Linked DNA regions of Homo sapiens: region 2 is linked to region 1. The links are chromatin contacts, found by Hi-C or POLR2A ChIA-PET in ENCODE. All regions are on one chromosome and are shown on one strand. The core of a region is the stretch at or near the end of the contact, and the rest is flanking DNA. Distances in the headings are between cores, read along the strand shown. Region 1 overlaps LOC102723529 (a long non-coding RNA gene). Region 2 has its middle 33 kb from the start of BMNCR.

The links. Hi-C counts contacts between places; a loop is a spot of excess contacts on that map. ChIA-PET counts read pairs that join two places held with the same protein, here RNA polymerase II (POLR2A). Pooled maps may share reads with other maps.
Region 2: a loop to region 1 is called in a map of B cell, with 5 times the contacts of the local background. The contact joins two enhancer-like sites. A Hi-C loop is called at or near these places in 10 of 168 maps with a recorded cell type or tissue (B cell, CD14-positive monocyte, PC-9 and 6 more) and 2 of 50 pooled maps. POLR2A ChIA-PET finds 5 or more read pairs at or near these places in 1 of 52 experiments (GM12878).

What each region holds. Positions count from the first base shown.
Region 1 is chr1:203,379,784-203,383,083 of GRCh38, reverse strand. LOC102723529 (a long non-coding RNA gene) reads right to left here. Exons shown (of 7, transcript XR_922438.3): 5 at 3,014-3,181. Among named protein-coding and RNA genes, the nearest start is that of BMNCR, 26 kb to the left of the region's middle. Within about 2 kb of position 1,788, at least 6 of the 41 ENCODE cell types and tissues checked have a DNase peak (open chromatin) inside an H3K27ac peak, as active enhancers do.
Region 2 is chr1:203,439,534-203,442,654 of GRCh38, reverse strand. No RefSeq gene overlaps it. Among named protein-coding and RNA genes, the nearest start is that of BMNCR, 33 kb to the right of the region's middle. RefSeq lists an enhancer at 1,507-1,716. Within about 2 kb of position 1,679, at least 10 of the 41 ENCODE cell types and tissues checked have a DNase peak (open chromatin) inside an H3K27ac peak, as active enhancers do.

The DNA of each region.
Region 1 (3,300 bases), core at 539-3,038:
GATGTGTGAAACAAGATGCTAATACACAACTCTTTCTTCCTCAGTTTTGAAGGAGAGCCCAAAGGCTTGGCGCAAACTGATAGGTGCAAAATGAGCCCACATTCCAGAGTGAGGGCTAAACCATCTACAAGGGACACACAACTGAGATATTGAAGAACCCACTTTACAACCCTGAGCACATCAAGCACTTACAGGTGTTAAAGATTGAGATGGAAAGTGGGGAGTAAGTGGAGAGAGACAGAACTTGATTTCCTTGGAGAAAGATGGAGAAATGTTCTGAGGAAGAAGCCTGCCCTTCACATGAAAACAAGTGATTGGGGCTTTCAGGAACCACTTGGCGACCATAATAGAAATAAGCGACTGGAGCTGGACCCACGCCTGCAAAGGTAATGAAGGCAAGAACCTGTGGCTGGTTATCTGCCTGGGCATAGCCAAGTAAAGACTGTTGTGTTGGGAAGTAGCCGTAATCCCATGACAGTAGGACCAAAATGCTGATGAGAGCCCAGCAAGGGATGGTGGCCTGGGGATGCTGTTCATATAGCCTGCCTGGAGGAACAATGGGGTCCCCACAAGAGTCTGTATGGTGTGGACTAAAGGATGCATAGGCGCTAAGGGAGGGGTGATGAATGGAGAGCTGGAGGAAAGGCAGGGTCAGTATCAAGGAAGCTGCCAGCAGAGAAGCCCAACCCCTGTGTAAGAAACCTATGTAAGACCCAAGAGAAGAAAGTCAGCTTTAAACACCTGCCAAGGCCAGAAAATTCTGTGCTATCCTACAACAGTACCAGCCGAGCAAGACCTTTCCTGCTCTTTGCATCTCCTCCCTCTCCCAGAGCAGCAGCCCCAGAGGACAAGAGGCAGCCTAGTGAGAAGGGGAGGAGGAGGAGATGTACACAGCAGGGAAACAGATGAAGTTCATCACCATCCATTATTCCCCACTGCAGCTCCTGGCCTGATGCAGACAAAGGCTGAGAGAGAGGAGAAGTTTAAATGTCATAAGAAATTTGGAGTTTTGATTCAGTAGAAAGGAAATAAGTGATGTTTCAAGAGGGAGAGGGGATATCAGCAGGACCAAAGGTCCCAAGTAGACAGGAGATGGGATCGATCCAATGTTTAAGTGGGGATGGGGGTGGGGGAGCTGCCTCAATAGGAGTAAGGGCTGTTGGTCCACTGTAGCTGGGGATTGAGGGCGTGGATTGACTAGGGAAGTGTAGCTGGACTTCCAGGCAGTTCTGAGCCTCGTTAGAGATGCATCATCTTGTATTCAGGGTAGAATCAGTCCACACGGTTGCGGTTTTCCTCTGGCCACGTTTGCTTTCTTGGAATGGTATAGAATGAGCAGAGAGCTGGATCTACATAAGGTTAGGGTTTTGCTGGGAAGGTATGTTGGAGGAAGACCAGGACATGCCCAAAGGGGTGGTTATGAAGGGCCATAGAATCTATACTGGGTTAGGAAGGAAGTGAAGACAGGAGGGGATGAAGGAAAATTTCAGGGCTAGGGTAGCAGAGGTCTTAATGAGTAGGAAGAATTGTGGGCGTGATTGTGACTATAGGCAGCCATTACAGAACAACCCTAAAATGGTAGAAACAAATCTATCAACACCATTCACTCCTACTTTCCCACCCATTGACCTCTTCATTTCTGATTATCTGTTGTTCTGACCCTCTGGTCCCTGGCATGTCCTGTTCATCCTTCAGCAAACTACTAGAGCCGTAAACCCTCCCCCAGTTCTTGGCATTGCAACAACACTAAGAGGGTTTCCCCTCCAACTTTCATTTCCTATTTTCTTTTGTCTTATAAATTTCCACTTCTGGACCTGTGTGCTTTTGATAAAGCTCAGTGATTTTTCAGAAGCTCAGAGGTCAGGACAGATGTGTAACTTTCCCTGACTCCAGTTGGGTAAAGTGTTCTGTCTCTCATGTAAGAATTTTTCCCATGAGAGAGTTCTGGGAGACAAGAAATATCCCAACTCCTCTAGACAAGCTGTAGGAAATAATGGAAAATCTTATGGCCACAGACCCACTAGCACCATCCTGCTAAACTGGTAAAGAGGCTAGAGCTTGAGACCTGGAAAATGCCAGGGTACTGCAGCCAGAGAACTATCCTTAGAGCACAAGGGTCCCGGAGGAATAAAGCTAGATGTTGCCAAGTTGTTTTGACTCTATAAGCTGAAGCATATACAGTCAGGAGCTGCCCAGGCAAGGCAGAACCTGCAACTTGTGTGCTGTGCTGTCTTGGTCAAGTACACATGGTGGGTAGAACCGAAAAAAAAAAAAAAAAAAACCCATACATGGTGTTTTTCAACCTCTGTTCTTTCCCAAGCAGGTGTCTATTCTGCCTTCTGAAGACAAAATCTCCTTAAGGAAGTAGAGCCCTCACTAAATCTCCCATGATACGCCCTGAGCTTCTAAAGGGAGTGATCTTAACACTGGCATATTTATTCTCTGACTCTAAGTAAAAGAGGGACTCCAGCAGCAGTGCTCCGGAGCCAGCCCATCCTGCCTTGCAAGAACTGACAGTGAAATTTTCCAGAACTCTGAGAGCCAGTTGTTAAAGGCATATGTCATTTGAAAATAAATTATATAAACTTAAAATTATATCACATTAAAAATAAAAGTAATAAGTACTCAAAACTCATCACTTGCTAATTATTTTACTGTATTGATTAGTATCTTCACTCTTGAGGTTACATACCCCCTACTGCATCTACGTGGTAGAAATACTCTGAAATGGGGTACTCCTGGGCATCTCCTCCTAACCCCACACTCAGTGACTTCACTTTGGTAGTTCCAAACAGGCCATGGAAATCAGCAAACACTGCAAGGCAATGCCCCACCCCTACCTCCCAGACAGCTGATTGTTAAACCTTTACCAGCACATCACTGGACTCCAGGGGCCCAGGAGGGTCAGTGGGAAGAACCACAGCTTCAGCCCACCCCAGGAGCCTGCCATTTTCCCTGTCTGGTGCATGCCCCCTCCCCTGTGCAGGGAGAGGGCAATACTGCATTTACTCACTTGAAGGGCATCTTGGCCAGATGGTTTCCCTCAGACAGTGGTGCTAAGGAGCTGGCTAGGAAAATATTTTCCCAACTCTGCCTGGCTTCCTTTGAACAGGAATAAAACTGGTTCTCAGAAATGCAGCCAGTAGGTAAGTAAATAAGGCAGCTGTGCTCCGAGTTCCAGCTGAAATAAATAAAACTTATGAGTCTGGTTTGCATAAAGAGAAAGCTTATGGATTCAGATTTTCCTCCCTTCCTGCCCTCTGGTCTCTCTCCTACAACAGGACCCCATGTGTGCCTGCA
Region 2 (3,121 bases), core at 430-2,929, 60 kb before region 1:
CAAGAGCACGGACTGGCCCTTATTCATGTTTGTTCTTCAGACTTTACATCATGCCTGACATGTAATTGCTCCATAAATAATTTAGAGGGAGAGAAGAAGGGAGGCAGGGAAGGAAGGTGGGAGAGAGGAATAGAAGGAGGAAGGCAGGGAGGATAGGAAAGAAGGAGGAGGAGAGAGGTTGGTTGGTTTTCTAACTTCCTCTCAAAATTAATTGGCTACCTAACTGAAACATAACATTATTCTCACTGCATCTAATTTCTCCTGGAGCTAGAGCTGGTATAGGGGACCCCGATGTCAGTCTTAAAATTCTAGAATTCTGGAGCTCAAGTTCTCTTGTCTCCACTAGTGGATCCAGCCTCCTCTCTCTCAGGTAAGCTGCTGACAGAGGGTTAGGGACCATTTGGAATCACACAGACCTGGATTCAAATCCCCACTCCATCACTTTAGTCTTGGATACTCAAGCAAATTACTTGAACTCCTTACAGAGGCCGAGATTCTTGTAACAGCAGCATGGATCCTTGCTGCGATGAGGATTAAGCGGAATGTGTCACTGAAAATGAAATGAAATGAGAAGCCCCTAATCCAGCCCCTAGCTCGTGGATCTCAGGAAGGGCCTGCAGGCTTCCTTCTCTCTGGTGGATAAATATAGCCCCTGCTCACTTTCCCTGCCCTCGGACTGTCCCTTATCCTTTGATCCCTCCAAGCTGCCTTTTTCCTCCATCCTCCTTGTCTCTAATCCTGTGTCCTCCTGGCCTTTCCCGGTTTGGTTACTGCTCGCTGGAGCTGTTTTCCCCTGCTGCATCTCTGTCTCTCGCTCCAGCTTAGCCTCCTTGGTAGGGTACCGGCAGTGTCCCTCCAGGAGGCTCATGCCCTAGAAGGTGAGGGACCAGCAGACAGCTCAGAGATGAGCCAAGAGGGATAGAACTGCCCATCCCAGGGCTTCTGGGGGGTGAACACCCGTGTCTTTCCAGCAGCTACACATAGCTGGTTATTCAGGAAAAAACAAAAAATAAAATGTAAAGATGTAGGCTCCTGCATTCCACAGCATTCCAGGGCTCTGCCTCAGTCAGGGAGAACCCCACTCCTCCTGCAGCCTTGCGCCTCAGCCCTTCACCTTAGCCTCTGTGGCTCCTTGGCCTCCGTTCCCTTTGCCTCTGCTCTCCATGCCTCTGCCTAGAGCAGGGACCGTCTCTGGAGACAGTGAGTGGGTCCTGAAGGTGGAAGAATTTCACAGGATGCCCCAGCCCCAATCTGGGCATTTAGACTAATCTCAGAAGAGTTGAATTCTGTTCTTAAAGTTGCACTGGGCAAGATACGCCCATGAGAAGGGGGTGGGTGTCTGCCTGATTTGGCAGAGGATGACACAGGGACCCAGGGCTGACCTGAGGACGAGTGTACCACGCTGTCAGGCAAAAACCCAGAGAGCCCAGGTCACATGTCAGAGAAAGGGCTTTAACATGGGATTCTTACACCATGGAGCCCAAGGCTCACCTCCATGCAAGGGAAGGAACAACACCCTATGGGGACAAAGGCTTCTGAGCCCTTTAGTTAATGGGACAAAAGCCTTCAGGAGGAGTGAGATCACGGCCTGCTTTCTGTCCACCGTGGGGCACCCGTGCACTTCAAGGAAGGCCCAGGAGGAGCTGCCAGCACAGCTCTGTCCAGGGTGAGGAGTGAGTGGCTTGCAGAGGAGCCACTCCACGATGCCCTGGCAAGCCCCTGTCACATTCCAGAGCACAGAGGACCACGAACTCCCAGCTTGGCTCAAGGCATGCGGGGCTGGCACACAGCCCAGGCATTTCCTCCCCTCCCATCCCTCTTTCTCATTCTCTTTCTGCATCCTGGTGCTAAAGGTTCTGCTGGAGCTTCCGTCTCTCTTCTCTGCAGAGGGAGAATAGGGAAAGGAGTGGGTGTCAGCTGGGAGAAATTTCCACTCAGTTTAATGTTGCTGGAAATCCAGACATCTCTAAAATATGGGCTGAGGACCCCCACGTGCCCAGCACTGTGCCAGCCAGCCCCAGAATGCAGAGATGAAGAAGAGCTGTCTATTGAGGACAGAGGAGACTGCTTATGGATGTGTCCTTGACAGCCACCTTGGCTGGGCACGTGGAAGAGATCACAGGAGGCAATGTCAGTGAGGGTTGTGCACCACTGCACCCTGCAAGCTGCCTGAGGGTGGGCCCACCTAGCACAGTGCCTGGCCTGCTGGAGGAGCTCAGTACACATTTGTTGAGTGAATTAGTGGAATGAGGTAGTTTAGGAAGGCTTTCTGGAGGAAAGAAAATCTGAACAGGGCCCAGAGAGGATGGGTGGAATTTGACCAGGCCAAGTAGAAAGGAATGTATCCTGTGCGGCAGAGAGCCCTAAAAGGAGAGGTAAGGAAGGGGACAGTCCACAGTAGGCTGTTCTAGACAGGAGCATGGGGAACAGCTCCTTTGTTACTCTCAGGATAAAGCCAGGCCCCCCGGTTCACTCGCAAGATCCTTCTCATCTGGCTCTGCCCACCCTTCATTACTGCCTCTTCCCACAGCACCCTGGTCCTCTATTCCAGCTGACTCAAGCATTTATTTGCAATCCATGGGACAAGACCCTTGCTCTCTCTCCTCCAGGCCTGTGAACAACTCTCCTCCCCTCTGCCAGGAAGGCCTCCACCTGTACCTCTCCCTGTCTCTCCAGCTCCTCCTGACACCATTGATCTCTCCTGACACCAGTGGTCTCTCCTGCGAGGACCTCACCTTCTGAAGTCAGGTTGGTCACTGTTCCTAAGTGCAACATGCCTCTCTCTGCTTGCCGCATGCTCATGCCATCCCCATGAATTGTTATTCCTGGTCTGTCTCCCCCTAGACAGGTCCTAGACTGAACCATGGTCATGGTCCTAGACTGGTCATGTTCCAGTGCACCAGATTCCCCACTCCGAGATGATCGATTACAGTCAGAGACAATTAACTACGGCTTCAGCAATGTGTGAGAGGCAGCCAGCATCAAGGGAGGCAAAGCACAGCCGTCAAAACAGAGATCACACAGTCCCAAACAGCCTCGACCCTGGCTCACATAAACTTTCCCGTCTCTAAGTGGGAGAGGCAGGCTGATGCAGCCATGGCTTTCAAAGCTTTTCCATAAG